2 separate regions of the Homo sapiens genome follow, and region 2 is linked to region 1. A link is a contact called in ENCODE Hi-C or POLR2A ChIA-PET data. All regions are on one chromosome and are shown on one strand. Each heading gives the region's core, a stretch centred on a gene start or an enhancer-like site at or near the end of the contact. The rest is flanking DNA. Distances are from core to core; before and after follow the strand shown.

The links. A loop is a pair of places that touch in the nucleus more often than their neighbours do. ChIA-PET counts read pairs that join two places held with the same protein, here RNA polymerase II (POLR2A). Pooled maps may share reads with other maps.
Region 2: a loop to region 1 is called in a pooled map, with 2.5 times the contacts of the local background. The contact joins the promoter of CCDC144A here to the promoter of ZNF624 in region 1. A Hi-C loop is called at or near these places in 1 of 168 maps with a recorded cell type or tissue (HCT116) and 1 of 50 pooled maps. POLR2A ChIA-PET finds 5 or more read pairs at or near these places in 1 of 52 experiments (OCI-LY7).

The regions. Positions count from the first base shown.
Region 1 is chr17:16,650,954-16,658,906 of GRCh38, reverse strand. It overlaps ZNF624 (zinc finger protein 624), which reads left to right and starts at 5,057. Exons shown (of 6, transcript NM_020787.4): 1 at 5,057-5,143. It overlaps LOC124903934 (a long non-coding RNA gene), which reads right to left and starts at 5,015. Exons shown (of 4, transcript XR_007065639.1): 1 at 4,937-5,015; 2 at 3,709-4,823; 3 at 2,489-3,259. RefSeq lists a silencer at 5,148-5,347 and an enhancer at 5,303-5,813.
Region 2 is chr17:16,686,103-16,694,055 of GRCh38, reverse strand. It overlaps CCDC144A (coiled-coil domain containing 144A), which reads right to left and starts at 3,815. Exons shown (of 17, transcript NM_001382000.1): 1 at 3,312-3,815; 2 at 1,007-1,077. The coding sequence starts at 3,655. It also overlaps the pseudogene RNU6-405P. RefSeq lists enhancers at 3,922-4,825, 6,613-7,113.

The DNA.
Region 1 (7,953 bases), core at 3,808-6,307:
TTTGGAAAATTTGCAGCCTGACTATGTGGTAGAAAAGGAAAACCCTTTTCTGGAAAGAAATTCAAGCCGCTGCAGAAACTTGCATAAGTAACAAGGAGTCAAATGTTAATTGCCAAGACAATGGGGAAATGTCTCCAGGGCATGTCAGAGATCTTCACAGCAATGCCTCCCATCACCCAGAGGCTTAGCGGGGAAACATGGTTTTTGTGGGCCAGGCCCAGGGCTGCTCCTCTGTGCAGCCTTGGGATATGGTACCCTGCATCCCAGCTGCTGCAGCTCCAGTCGCGGTTAAAGAGGCCAAGGACAACTTGGGCTGTTGCTTCAGAGGGTGCAAGCCCCAAGCCTTGGCGGCTTCCATGTGGTGTTGGGCCTGCAGGTGCACAGAATAGCTGAGCTTTGGGAGCCTCTGCCTAGATTTCAGAGGATGTATGGAAGCACCTAGATGTCCAGGCAGAAGTCTGCTGCAGGGGCAGAGTCCTCACGGAGAAACTCTGCTAGGGCAGCACAGAAGTGAAATGTGGGGTTGGAGCCCCCATACAGGGTCCCTGCTGGGGGATGGCCTAGTGGAGCTGTGAGAAGAGGGCCACCATCCTCCAGACTCCCAAATGGTAGATCCATCAACAGCTGTACCATGTGCCTGGAAAAGCTGCAGGCACTCAGTGCCAGCCCATAAAAACAGCCAAAGGGGCTATACCCAGCAGTGCCACAGGGGCGGAGCTGCCCAAGGCCTTGGGAGCCCACATCAGAATGCCCTGGATGTGAGATATGGAGTCAAAGAAGATCACGTTGGAGCTTTAAGATTTAATGACTCCCCTACCAGATTCTGGACTTACATGAGGCCTGTTGGTCCCTTTGTTTTGGCCAATTTTTCCTGTTTGGAATGGGAACATTTACCCAATGCCTGTACCCGCATTGTATCTTGGAAGTCACTAACTTGCTTTTGATTTTACAGGCTCATAGATGGAAGGGACTTGCCTTGTCTCAAATAAGACTTTGAACTTGGATTTTGGGTTAATGCTGGAATGAGTTAAGACTTTGGGGGACTATTGGGAAGGCATAATTGGTTTTGAAATGTGAAAAGGGCTTGAGATTTAGGAGGGCCCAGCAGCAGAATGATATGGTTTGGCTCTGTGTCCCCACCCAAATCTCATCTTGAATTTTAATCCCCATGTGTCGAGGGAGGGACCTGGTGGGAGGTGATTGGATCATGAGGGTGGTTTGCCCCATGCTGTTCTCATGACAGTGAGTTTTCATGAGGTCTGATGATTTTATAAGTGGCAGTTTCCCCTGCTCTCCCCTCTCTCCCGCTGCCTTGTGAATAAATTACCTGCTTCCTCTTTGCCTTCCATCATGATTGTAAGTTTCCTGAGGCCTTCCCAGCCATGCAAAACTGTGAGCCAATTAAACCTCTTTTGTTTATAAATCACCCAGTCTCAGGCATTCTTTAGAGCAGTGCGAAAATGAACTAATATACATGAATTCAAATGATAATACATAAAAGACTCATGTCCAAAGGGTAACAGGAGCAGTTTTAGAACAAAACTAAAATGAAGGATCTAAAGTGCTGTACTGGGTTCTCTTGACTTACCCAGTGAGCAATGTTATGATCTTGGGCAGGCCCCTTTACATTCTGCAATGTGAAAATGAAATGTGATGGTGGATGGAAACTCATCTTGAACCTAATTCTATGGGAAGCATTTAACATTTAACATTTCATCATGACATATGTTTGTTGTAGGCATTTGATACATAAGTTTTATTACCTCATGCAGGTATTTTGCTAAAAGGGGTTTGGTTTTTTTTTTTTTTTTTTTTTTTTTTGAGACGGAGTCTCGCTCTGTCGCCCAGGCCGGACTGCGGACTGCAGTGGCGCAATCTCGGCTCACTGCAAGCTCTGCTTCCCGGGTTCACGCCATTCTCCTGCCTCAGCCTCCCGAGTAGCTGGGACTACAGGCGCCTGCCACCGTGCCCGGCTAATTTTTTTTTTTGTATTTTTAGTAGAGACGGGGTTTCACCTTGTTAGCCAGGATGGTCTCGATCTCCTGACCTCGTGATCCACCTGCCTCGGCCTCCCAAAGTGCTGGGATTACAGGCGTGAGCCACCGCGCCCGGCAGGGGTTTGGTTTGTTCGTGGTTTTTGGTTGGTTTGTTTGCTTGTTTTTTAGAGAGACAGGGTCTCGTTCTGTCACCTAGGCTGGAATTCAGTGTTGCAATCCTCACCCACTGCAGCCTTGAACTCCTGGGTTCAAGCGATCCTCCCACCTCAGCCTCTGAGTAGCTGGGACTACAGGCAAATGCCACCATGCCTGGTAAATTTTTAAATTTTTTTTAAGAGATGGGGTCTCACTATATTGCTCAAGCTGGTCTCAAACTGTTGGTTTCTAGCAATCCTCCCACCTTGGGCTCCCAAAGCACTCGGATTACAGGTGTGAGCCACTGTACCCAGGCAAAAGATAACTTTTGAACACCAACTGAGGATGTTACTTACAATGAATCTTATCCTCATTCTCATTTACTTATTTGGATGGAGTTTCCTGAAATTTGTCTCACTATCATCTAGGATCCTTTTTCTTTCTCTAACTGGGAGATTGTGTCTGGTTTGGGAACTGCAAGCCCTGTTCGGGAAAAGGGAAATAGAACTTCACTATGTTGGTGACAAAAAGCCATTCCGGAGTTCTATGTGGACATAATCTTTTGGAAGGCATGATCAATATAGGGAGTTCCATATGATTACAAAGGTAGTTGGGAGGGGTCAAATATGTGCTCCCAAGAATGGTAAAATATGCTGCATCACAGAACCAATATAAGTTAGCCAAAAATATATATTTTTCTAATTTTTTTAAAAAGGCAGAATTGAAGTACCTGAAAAGAGACTTTAAAAGAGACAGTCCTAGGTCTGGGGGATTGTCCTCAGGTAGAGTTTTCAAGATATGCTGATGAAAATATAAATTTTTCCCTTTACAAAGAGTAGAGTTTTTACTTGGAAATGGAGATAGAACTACTCCATAAGGGTTCATAAGATATCATAAATCCCTGAATCCTAAGGTCCATTTGGTCCAACAGAAAAATAGCGAGTCACAACAAAACTCTTCTTACCCAGAGAGACCAGGTTCCTGTAGTTTCCCAATATCACACCCTTGTGCAGAGTCCTTTTGAGGAATCCATTAAGTTCCACTCTTCCCAGACGAAGTCATCCCTTAATGTCACTGATTCCTAAGTATTCCATAACACATTATGATGATACAAATCTATTCATTACCTGGCCCAATGGGAGGAAAAATAAATGTAATGAAAGGAATATTCATGTAAACACAAAATGCTTATGTGGAAGAGAGCTTGCAGGTCATGCAATCAAATTCCCAAGAGGACATTTAAAAATTCTAAGCAAGGATTCATCTAATCTCTGCCTGAACTTCTCCAAAGAATTCAAATTCATTATTGCACAAGGTAGCCTACTCTATTTTCTAAAGCTGTTCGTTGTTAGCATAAAGTTATACAATCTGAATCAAAATCTATCTTCAAGTAACTTTTAACCATTGGTTTATTATTTGAAGCCAAAAAGCATTAGTTTCTTCCTTCACAGAAGAGTTCTTTAAGAGTTTAAAAATTACTAAATATAAAATGCACACAAAATTGCCTATAACAAATATCACTACAAATTGAACAGTGTACTCCTACCAAAATTAAGAAATAAAACACTACCAATACCTTTGAAGTCACCTGTGTGTCTGTCTTTCCTGGACTTTATCCCTGTAGAAGTAATAATCTACCCTAAATATTGTGTTAAACATTTTTTTTTAATAGTTTAACGAAATGTGTATGTTTCTCTAAACTTTCCTGGTGGCTTATTTTACATTCTGTTGTTTGTTGATAATGTTTTTAATTCCATCTATCATGTCCTTAAACATTTTAAATGTAATAATTTTAAATTTTTAATCAAATGAGCTCTGCCTCTGAAGTTTTGGGGGATATATTTCTGCCGTTTATTGTTTGTGCTGATTTTCAGTCACAGTGTCTTATTTTATTATTTGTTTTGTAATGTTTAAGTTTTGGACTTCTGTTTGGCTCATCTTCATCTGTGGGGAATGTGAGGGAACTGGGATCTCCAAAAGACATTTGCTTAGTTTCTAATTTCAGAGTGTATTGAATAAATATTTTGAGTAATCTTTTTCACTGGAAATTTCGTTTTATTCCAGTCCTCCTGTGAATATCCTGTTGTTTTGATTACTCTTCAATGCCACTCTCCTTAGAAGATGTACCTCATTCCGTGTGCATTTCGATATGTGGAAGTGTGTTGGGAGGTGGGGTCCCAAATTATTCATTCATTCTTCCTTCGTTTCATTCAGTATGCAAGCAGTCTCCTAAGTAGGCACTCTGAGTGATAAACTCCATGAGATGTAGTTTCTATCCTCAAAAAATACCGCCTTTGGTAGGGATAAAGTAAATAGACCTTAATATAGCTCTTGGACGAGCAGCCCTTGAATAAGTGGTCAAATAAATTTGTTGCAAATAAATACTTTCAGTCATTGTGTTTTAAGAATTATCATTTGTATGCATTGAGGAGAACTTCTACAGCTATTTGTCTTCAGAAAGGTTTTTTCTTTGTATTTCGAAGAATTTTGGCCTTAAAATTTCCAGCTTATTTTCAGACATTCATATCCATTCTACTTAATTGGCATTATAGTCATCAATTGTTGTCTCTTCCAACTCTGAGGGAATTGTCATAAAGGGAATTGTTCAGAAATATGTGTTTCCAAGCACTTGTTCACATATTTGTCTGGATCACATCTATCTGTTCTCTCGACGGCTTTCTTTAGTCGCACCTAAATGTTCCAAGACAAGGGTTGTGTCATTATTTGTATCTCTAGTGCTATTGCTTTTGACACATAGTCAAGGCTTCTCAACAGAAGTGTATCCAATTGGAATTTTTTCTCACCCTCGAAGAGCCAATTCCTTCACTAACGCAGACAAAAGGGGCGGGGGGCTCAGGCGCTGAGGATTCTGGGCACTGTAGTTCCGACGCTCCGGCTGCGCAGGCGCAATGCCCTGCCTGGAGGCCGGCACCGCCGAGCCGCCGCCATTGCTGGAAGCGTTCCCGCCCTGCTCTGCGAGTTCCCTCAGTTGTCCTCAGTTCGGCCGCCAGGTACTCGTTGTCCCGGGCGCCTGGCCTCGGTTGCCCGCCGCCCCTCCCTTGGCGCTTGGCTCCCGGCGGCGTCCGGGGCGTGGCCGTTCCCTCTAGAGCCCCTGTCCCTGAGCGGACCCGCCCACTCCTGAGAGGCGATTGGGGCTGGGCCTCCTTCCCGAGTGTGGGTTCAGTCTCCAGCTGGCCTCCCTCACAGGTAGGGCCGCGTGCCCTATGCGGCCTCCTAGTCCGGGTCCAAACCCGGGAACCCCCTCCCTGCGGGCCTGGCGGCGCTGGGGTTAAAAAGAGCCGGGCGCAGGGCGCAGGGAGTCGAGTAGGGCGGGCGGGCCCCTGACCCGACTTTCCCGGTCTTCCCAGCCCCGCGCCTTGCAGGCCCTGAGGAGGGCATACCCGAAGTGGGTAGAGGAGAGCAGTTAGGGAAAGAAGGCGAGGTTGGCAGGAGCATATCCGCTCTGGCTTCTGAACTGGCAGGGATGGAACTAGGTTCCACATCGGGGGACCTGCGCTACTCAGTAACCGAGGCAGCTTTTCCTGAAATGTCACATTTCAAATACTGTAATCACCTTTTAATCACTTGTCACTCCCTGACATGACAATGGTATTATTGCATTGGTTGGGAAATGCTGGACTGGTACATGGCGCTGAGATTCTCAGCAAAAACATGGACCCTTCATTATTTCTAAATAACTGCACTGGCCAAGGAAGCAAAACAAGTAAAGTTTCTCCTTAAGTCTCTGGATACGTTTGCAATAGTTGGAAAGACAGAGCTTGTAAATAGGGAAATTATAACTGGGGAATAGTGGCCTAGATATCTTCTGCATAATGACAAAGGGGACAGTAGAAACATATAAGGTGGCTACTGTCATGTACTAATAGCTGATTCGTTGTGCTCAAGTGACTTGCCTGTGGTCACAGTTTTACGGTAGCCAAAGCAGGGTTAGAACCTGGGGATGTGGCCAGCCACTCTGGGATTTTATTCCTATTCCACACTCCTATGTATAGGTAGATACTTCTTCTTGTCTGCTTGGAGAGTACAGAAAAGCAGAAAGAAGGGTAAACATCACAGCCCCAGGTCTCAGAGGTCTCAGTAGAGTTTTGGGTTACTCAGTCTTTTTTTCTATGCATTACATTTGCACAATTGAGATCAAGCTGAATATATTAAATGTTAAATATTGTTTATTCTAATTATAAAATAAAACAAGGGATTTATTGTAGTTTGGTTGTTAAACATATGTTACGAGCATAATCTACATAATCTACATAAAGTATTGCCAAAGAGTTTATTAATATTTACAAATATTTTAAAAATGATGACTCAGCTCACTCTTGATAAATGTTAAAGATGCAGAAAACCATTACTCTAGACCTTCGGAATTGAAAATGCCTTATGTTGCTCTTTGTAGGTCTGCTTTAGTGTTCGGGGGTTGCGGGATGGGGCAATATTCTTGGCTCATTTTTTTTCTTTGCAACCTTGTAAAACTTGGGGGTCAGTGTATGGGCTTGGGAGGGAGAGTCAGTTTTCAAGCTCTCTGAAGTAATATGCAACATCATATATGCATGTGCATTATTTTGTGGACAAGGTCAGATTCTCAGATGGGTCCGTACCCCCCCAAAAATTAAGATTTACTGGTATGCATAGATTGTGTAGTGGTGAGATCAGGGCTTTCAGGGTATCTGTCCCTAGAATAACGTACATTATACCCATTAAGTAATTCCTTATTCTCCACCCCCCTCCCACTCCTTCACCCTTCAGAATCCCTATTGTGTAACAGGCAATATTTCTTAAAATATTACACTAAAACTAAAACATTATATAATTTAACATTATATAATTAACATGTTAACATTATATTAAACTAAATATTTCTTAAGGTGTACTTGTTCAAGCTGTATATTTCTGTGCCTCACATCTAGAGATCCTGATTTTGATCTTGGATGGGGCCAAATAATTTCCTTTTTAATAAGCATATCCAGTGAGTTTTTTGCATTCTCAGATTTGAGACCCCTCTAGTTATACATGTGGCGTTTTCATTAGAAAACAGGAGAGGAGTCATAATTTTCATTAGATTTGCAAAAGGCTCTATGACAGAAAAATCTAGAGAAACACTGGCATAAGGCAAAACCACTTACTGGTTACCTTGAGGCTTCAATACAGGAATCCCCTCAGACTATTCTTTCTTTACCTCTTTTATCTCCACACTGTACCGCTTTCCTCCCTCAACTTCTCATTGTTTCTCTTCCACCAAAACCTTTTCATTGTGCCTAGGAAAGCCCCAGTGTCATGAAACAGGTCACTCTACATTTTTAAGATACTCACTTTTTTTTTTTTTTTTTGAGATGGAGTCTCGCTGTGTCGCCCAGGCAGGAGTGCAGTGACACAATCTCTGCTCACTGCAACCTCCACCTCCCAAGTTCAAGCAATTCTAGTGCCTCAGCCTCCCGAGTAGCTGGGACTACAGGCGTGCACCACCACACCTGGCTGATCATTTTGTATTTTTTAGTAGAGTCAGGGTTTCACCGTGTCAGCCAGGCTGGTCTCAAACTCCTGACCTCAGGTGCTCTGCCCGCCTCGGCCTCCCAAAGTGCTGGGATTACAGGTATGAGCCACCATGCCCAGCCAAGATATTTACATATTTTCTTGATTTAACTAACCCTGGTCTCCTCCTTGAGTTAATACATTAATCTGACAGTATATGTTTCAGTATACCCATATCTAGTTAATTTTTATATCTCTAATATTCTTTGCATTCTTGATAACCTTGCTTTATATATTCTTGTTTTTCAGAGAATAATGGTTAAGTACTTCAAGT
Region 2 (7,953 bases), core at 2,566-5,065, 36 kb before region 1:
CTATGATGAAGAGTTATATAATGATCCACTTGCATTTAATGAACAGTAAGCGTATTTTTTCTGCCTTATGATTTTCTTAACAGTTTATTTCCCTAGCTTCCTTTATTGTAAGAATACAGCATATTAATACATATACCATACCAAACATATCTTAATTGACTGTTTATGTTATCAATAAGGCTGCTGGTCAACAGTTAGCTATTAGTAGTTACGTTCTTGGGGGAGTCAAAAGTTATACACAGATGTTTGACTGCAGAGGGAATCAAGCATCCCTAAATTCCACATTGTTAAGGGTCAATTGTGATTGATATTCATTTACTAAACATAAGTCATTTATTTTAAAAATTAAATAGAAGTTCCAATTTCATAACAAGTCTAATTCATTATAAGGTGACTATAAAGAAAACATACAACTTACTAACTCAAAAATATCTTTTTCTTGGCCGGGCGCGGTGGCTCACGCCTGTAATCCCAGCACTTTGGGAGGCCGAGGCGGATGGATCATGAGGTCAGGAGATCGAGACCATCCTGGCTAACACGGTGAAACCCCATCTCTACTAAAAATACAAAAAATTAGCCGGGCGGGGTGGCGGGCGCCTGTAGTCCCAGCTACTCCGCAGGCTGAGGCAAGAGAATGGCGTGAACCAGGGGGTGGAGCCTGCAGTGAGCCGAGATCGCACCACTGCACTCCAGCCTGGGCGACAGCGAGACTCCGTCTCAAAAAAAAAACAAAAAAAAACACTTTTTCTTATTTATACAAAAATATCACATAGGATTTTAGGGACCATAATTAATTTTTTTTCAGACCAGATTGTTTGAAAAAATAAATGACCTACAATTAACTTTTTAAATAATTGTGACATCTAACCTACCAAGAAATCTAACCTATCAAGAAAGAAATAAAGATTTTTTAAAACTGCTCTTTCATGATCAAAACTTCCTTACTCTTACTTCTTTTTTACCTATGGTAGGACCACCAAAAATAATTCACTATCAGAAGTCTTACCTGGATTGTTATTTTGAGGAAGACTTTCAGGTGTCTGTTTTTCCTTATATTCAGGAACTAGTTGCTGAATGCTATGGATAAAAATGTAATAAATGAAATTACTATTTTAAAACAAATGAAAAATACCAAATATATTAAATTTTTAGAGTATTTCAAACAATATCAGAGTTAATATCAGAACTTTAATTATCCCATATACTTCAATTTGTGAGTTCTACCAACTTCTCTTTAAGCTTCTGAAGAAGAAAAAAAGATGAAGTACTCATGAATTGAAGGGAGTATAGCTCAGTAAATTAACTCACATTAGCTTGGCATAATGGAAAGCGTCCTAGCTCTATTACCAGCAGCTATTTATTCTCTGACAAGTTGCTTCTCTTAGGCTCAATGTATTCTTCTAAAAAGCAAGGATTTTACTGCCTTATTTCACTAGGTTGTTAAAGATTTAACAAGAAAACGTTTTGTAAATGCTCAGAGAAACAGTGAAGCAATGAAATAATTTGTTCTTGAGCTTTATTGAGGAAATGGTTTTGGAATCACAAATAAAACCCAATGTGTATTTTTCCAGAGGTTCTAATATTCAAATGTTGCAGTTTTCCAAAACTGTTATTAAGTTCTAGTTTTATTAGTTCTATTCTTTGTGGCTTATAATTTGGGGCATCACAGCTAGTTCATAGTTTGTAACTAAATTTACTTATAAATATATTATTTCATCAAACTAGATAACAACACTGTCCACTATTACTGAGCTCATCAATCACGCCAAGGGGAGAAAGCTAATAGATGTCAAGACCTAGCTTGGACTACTGTTCCATACAGACTCAAACTCTGAATCGGCAGATCTTTGTTAGAAGGATGCTCAATCCCCATGTTCATCTCCAACTGACATGGAAAACAAAATGCTACTTTTCTTTTTCAGTTCCATGAAAGACATGCAAGTTGACATTCTCTCATTTCTGAGATACATACTGACAATATATTTGCACACAACATCCCACGTGTTACTCAGCTCCATTGATCACCTTACTGCATATTTTTGTAGTGAAAAATCACAATTTTAATATTAGGTGATACCCAGTTTGCTTTGACTCACACTGTCTTTGGAACTAGTCAGCAAATAGTCAAATGAACTTCTAGTGACTGCGCAAAATATGGACCACTTCAAAAATCTGTGCATCATCCTTATGCAGGCAGGGGCCATGCTAATTTCTCTCCATTTTGTTCCAATTTCAGTATATGTTTGCTGCTGAAGCAAGTTTTGTTTGTTTGTTTGTTTGTTTGTTTGTTTTAGACTGAGTCTCGCTCTGTCACCCAGGCTGGAGTGCAGTGGCGCGATCTCGGCTCACTGCAAGCTCCGCCTCCTGGGTTCATGCCATTCTCCAGCCTTAGCCTCCTGAGTAGCTGGGACTACAGGCGCCCACCACCACGCCCGGCTATTTTTTTTTTGTATTTTTTAGTAGTGACGGGGTTTCACCGTGTTAGCCAGGATGCTCTCAATCACCTGACCTCGTGATCCGCCCACCTTAGCCTCCCAAATTGCTGGGATTACAGGCATGAGCCACTGCACCCTGCCAAAGCTCTCATTTTATACATGGATATTCATGAGTCATGGATGAGACTTAGCTCTGTTAAATCCAACTAACATACTTGAGACTCAGAATTCTGGTGATGGCTTCCTGCCACAAATCTGGGAAAGGATAATATGGGACATTCCACGATCTAAGAAAAGGGTCCTCAGCATACAGATCTGGTAGCAATGAAAAAAGGAAACTCCTCTCTTTCTGCAACATTATTTGAACTGAACCCCGAGGGCCTAAAGGATAATTTATCATGAAGGTCTTAGCTAAGTCTAGGCTGAGACAAAAGCATAACAGGCGGGGTTTCACCATGTTGGTCAGCCTGGTCTCGAACTTCTGACCTCGTGATCTGCCCTCCTCGGCCTCCCAAAGTGCTGGGATTACAGGCATGAGCCACCGAGCTCGGCCAACATGAAGTTCTTAAGGATGGAAGGAACCTGAGCGACAGTAGAATATGTCTGCTGTATAATAGGTATTCAGCTTATGTTTGATGAATAAATTGAGAAAATGGATAAACACAGTTGGGAAGTGCAATATTTTTAAAGAAAACTCCTGTAAAGTAGACCAACACTTTTGCAATAGTAATAATCCTTTATATTTGATCCCGTCTCACTAAGAGGCCTGGGCCCCTGACCCCTCTGACGTTTCCCCATCCCGGGTGCCGTGGGGCCTGCGGGCACCAGAAAGCCAGTGTCCCCGACAGGACGGCGCATCCTTCGCCTGGCCATTACCTCTTCTTCCTATCCCTCTTGTCCACGCCAGTGTCTCCAGGAGCTAAGATGTGCTCCACCCCAGGGACGTCGCCCGACCGGGCAGCTCTGTGGAGCTCGCCAAGATCTTCCAGGCGGACGTCGTGCTGGGGCTGGTCTAAGGCGCCCTCACCGTGCTTGCTCTCGCTGCCGACGCTGTTTTTCCACCAGCTGTAGGGGAAGCCCGAGGACCACTGGTCCCCCGGGTAGCCCAAGTACCACTGGTCCCCCTGGCTCCCGACGCTAGGGGTCTTCCTCGTGGCGTAGACTGCCGGCTTCGGAGACCCCTCAGCCCCTCCCCGCTTTTCTCCACCCCAGGAGGCCATCAGTAGCGAGCTACTGCCTCGGCCACAACCTCCCAGCAGGATAGCCCGCGGTTTCCAATCTGCGAAAGGAGGACCGCCAAGCCAGAAATGCCAAGCCAAGCGATCACTGCCACGCCAAGCCAAGCGACCACCGCCAAGCCAACAGCCACCGCAAAGCCTCGTGGGTAAGGCCAAGCCAATCCGTTACAGACCAGTGCGCCTGCCCACCTGTGACATCACGGAACCTGTGACTTCACTGCATCTGCAGCTCCAGCCTCCCAGAAAAAGACTCCTTGGCCTGCAGGTGGCGCTGCAGCTCCAGCCTCCCAGAAAAAGACTCCTTGGCCTGCAGGTGGCGCTGCAGCTCCAGCCTCCCAGAAAAAGACTCCTTGGCCTGCAGGTGGCGCTGCAGCTCCAGCGCCAACCTGGGCTGGCTGGTCCTCCCTCGGAGGTTTCGGGGTGGCGGTGCCCAGCCTGCCTGTCATGAGTGCCGCTTCACAGCGCCGCCGGCGCACCTGCTCCTAGGCTTGCTCGGTTCAGGGGTACGGGTCAGTTCCGCCCCCGGCTTGGCCACTGCAGCAAAGTTGCCCTAGGGTCCGCGCTGCCAGGACGCAAGCGGAGTCAGATGGCTGGGTCAGAGCGGCCTGTCAGCCCGGCTGGAAGGGCCTGCCCGACGCCGCTGCCCGCCCAGCTCCTACTCGGCCTGCGCCTGGAGCCAGGGACCAGCTCTGGGCATTCTGCTGCCTTAGGATGGGGCCAAGCAGCCGCTCCCCGCCGTGTGCCGCAGCCGCTGCGCGCATCTGCCCAGGGTCCGTGCAGCTGGCGACCCGGGCGGGTCGGGGAACGCCTGGTGCCACCAGGATTGCTCGCCTCTAGTCCGTCCTGACCCTTCAGCCCGCGAGCACCAGTGAGATTGAAGAAAAGTGACGGCCAGGCGCGGTGGCTCACACCTGTAATCCCAGCACTTTGGGAGGTTGAGGCGGGCAGATCACTTGAGGTCAGGAGTTTGAGGCCAGCCTGGCCAACATGGTGAAACCCTCTCTACTAAAAATACAAAAATTAGTTGGGCGTGGTGGCGCGTGCCTGTAGTCCCAGCTACTCCAGAGGCTGAGACAGGAGAATCTCTTGAACCCGGGAGGTGAACGTTGCAGTGAGCTGATATCGTGCCACCAAACTCCAGCCTGGGCGACAGAGCAAGACTCCGTCTCAAAAAAAGAAAGAAAAGAAGGAAGGAGAGAACGAAGCAAAGAGAAGGAAAGAAGGAAGGAAGAAAGGAAGAAAGAAAGGAAGGAAGGGTGACAAAGGAGAATCTAGAGAGCACTCAAATACTAATTCTTGAGGACAATTAAGACAGATAGCATTATGAAAAACAGATTTTGTCACTGAAGCCTCAGGGCTTCAGCCTAGATCCTGCGCTGCTCACCCACAGAAAGCCAATCACTGAGATGAGTATTGCAAAGGAAGAAGGCTTTAATCAGATGCTGCAGCCGAGGAGATGGGAGCTCAGTCTCAAATCCCTCTCTCTGACCAACTAAAATTAGGGATTTTTAGTATAGCAAAGAAGAAATGTAACTATGTATAAGAAAACATGAACTAGAAAGGCGTAAGGAAGCAATCATTTACAAAATATCTGTGGCCGGGCGCAGTGGCTCCCACCTGTAATCCCAACACTTTGGGAGGCAGAGGCAGGTAGATCATGAGGTCAAGAGATCAAGACCATCCTGGCTAACATGGTGACCCCTTGTTCTCTACTAAAAATACAAAAATTAGTTGGGCGTGCTGGCACGTGCCTGTAGTCCCAGCTACTCGGGAGGCTGAGACAAAAGAATCGCTTGAACCCAGGAGGTGGAGGTTGCAGTGAGTCAAGATCATGCCACTGTACTCCAGCCTGGCGACAGGGCTAGACTCCATCTCAAAAAAAAAAAAAAAAAAAAAAACAGAAAAAGAAAAAAAGTATCACCCTGCCTCCTCAATCTTGGCATAATTCCCCCTATGAGTGGTTTCTGGGGTCTCAGTTGGCATTTAGTCACACGTATGACATTGCACATATCGTGTGCACATCTGCACAGCTCAGCAGTGTCCTGGGTAGGCCTTGAAGGGTGATCTTCACGTAAGCCTGTGGCCTGAGCAAGAAAGCTGCACACGGGCAGCGGAGGAACCAGCAGGAGCCCAGTCCTCTGTGGAAAATTCCAGCACCACCCGCAAGAGCAGCTGCAGTGGAGACTGTGACCTGACAAGGATATATGCATGAAGATGCTGGTCTGAAAACAGACTCAGTTTAAGGGTGGCACTTTGAAAAAATATTGATACATGTCAGTGAGAAAAAAATAATTAGAAACAAAATATATTTATTAGAAATATTACAGTCATTTATCATACACTTTCCTATGAATAGTTAAATACATCTAATTAGCATGTCATATCCAAAAGTGCTGGGTACAATCTAGTGTGCTCTTTATAGACACAAGGCCACAGATGTATCAACTACACTCAACTAATGTAGTTAAAGTTAGTGTGCTAAAAAAAAAATTAGTGTGCTACTCAGGATGCTACAGATTTAGCAAAACTCTAACCTGGATCAGAGGAATGAAATGCCCCGTGAATTGAGGCAACTGTAGATATTCAAAATGCTTCTAAAAAGGCTGTGAGGTTATGTCCTTTACTGCATGTCATTGGTAGGGCATCTCAAAATGGCACTCGAGCTTTGGAAGAATGAGAACTATTGCTGGATTTGACAGTGGGTCTGCATCTATGGGCCCGAGTCCTCCATCTCCACAAGCCGCCCCTCAGTGGGGAAGAGGAGGGGGAGACTAAGGGAGTCTCCGTAATGTTCGTGGGCAGCAGGGAAGAGAACATGGCAGAGATTCCTCACCGCTGGAGGGCTTGTCCCCTGGGTATGTGTGTTTTTGTTTAATACCCACTGGCATCTACTTGGGTTGGTCTCTACAAAAGCTGTAAAAAAACAAATGAATGAAAAAGGAAAACAAAAGACTAATATTGTTTTTGAAATGAAAGGGGCTAGGACAAGAGAAATTCCTGAGAATGTTATCCCTGCGGGGGGCGGCGGGGGAGGGGGATGGGCTACCATCAGACAAGGAAAATTCAATCCCTGTTCAGTGCAGAGAACAGCGACTTCTCACCTTGAAAAACTCCCCCACTCTACTGAGGCTTGCATTTTGCAGCTGTCTTTCATGTAAAAATTATACATAAAAAAAGGATCTTCAGAACAACCAAAGAATTTTAAATGACTACATACTGACTGAGGGAAGATGGAAAGAAACCTGGCTGTTGTGGCCTCTGAAAGCCTCAGGACAGAAACCGGGAATGGCACACTCTGCTGAGTATAGAAAATGTAAGATGCTGACCTTGTTTTCCCAGTTTACCAACTTTCCACCTTCACCTGGTGCTCTGAGTTCTGTTAAAAACAGACCTAAAAACCCTACCCCTTGGCCTAGCTGGGGTGAGGACTGCCTCCCCCAGGTCCTGCACCTCCACACGCCAGCGGATGGCCTGGGGGAGCCTACTAGCTGCTGTGCTAGAAGGCCTATTCCTGCATCCCTGAGGCCATCAGTCACAGTTCCAGGACCCCAGCAGAACCTTCCCTTCCCTGAAACACCGCCTGTATTTCTTTTCTTTGTGTGTGTGTGTGTGTGTGTGTGTGTGTGTGTGTGTGTTTGTGTGTGTGACAGAGGCAGAGGTTGCAGTGAGCCAAGATTATACCACTCCAGCCTGGGCGACGGAGTGAGATGCTCTCTCAAAAAAAAAACAATTTTTTTTTGTGGAGTCAGAGGTCTTGCCATGTTGCCCAGGCTGGTCCCGAACTCCTGGGCTCAAGCAATCCTCCCATCTCAGCCTCCCAAAGTGCTGGGATTACAGGCATAAGCCACCATACCTGACCACCATGTGTACTTCTAGGGACAGGATATAGCATTCCTCTTCTATATGCACACCCACTGGCAACAAAAAAAATGGTAGTCGGGGAAACTCCTTGAGTTATAAAAATAAATTGCACATGGCCTTTCATGTTTCTTTCCTTCTTTTTAACCTAAAGAGAGCAGGATACAGACAAAAATGGAGAGTTTGGCCACAGTCACTGGCAACTTGGGCTCCCATTGGAGAGGGGCTGGTATGGTGCCAGCATGGAGGGAGGGAAATTGCAACACCATTGCCCAGAGCTGGTTCTAGATGGTTTGCACATAATTACTAAAAACAGAGCCAATCACAGGCCAGGTGTGGTGGCTCACCCCTGAGTGAGCTGAAATCGCGCCACTGGCACTCCAGCCTGAGCAACAGAGCAAAACTCTGTCTCAAAAAAAAAA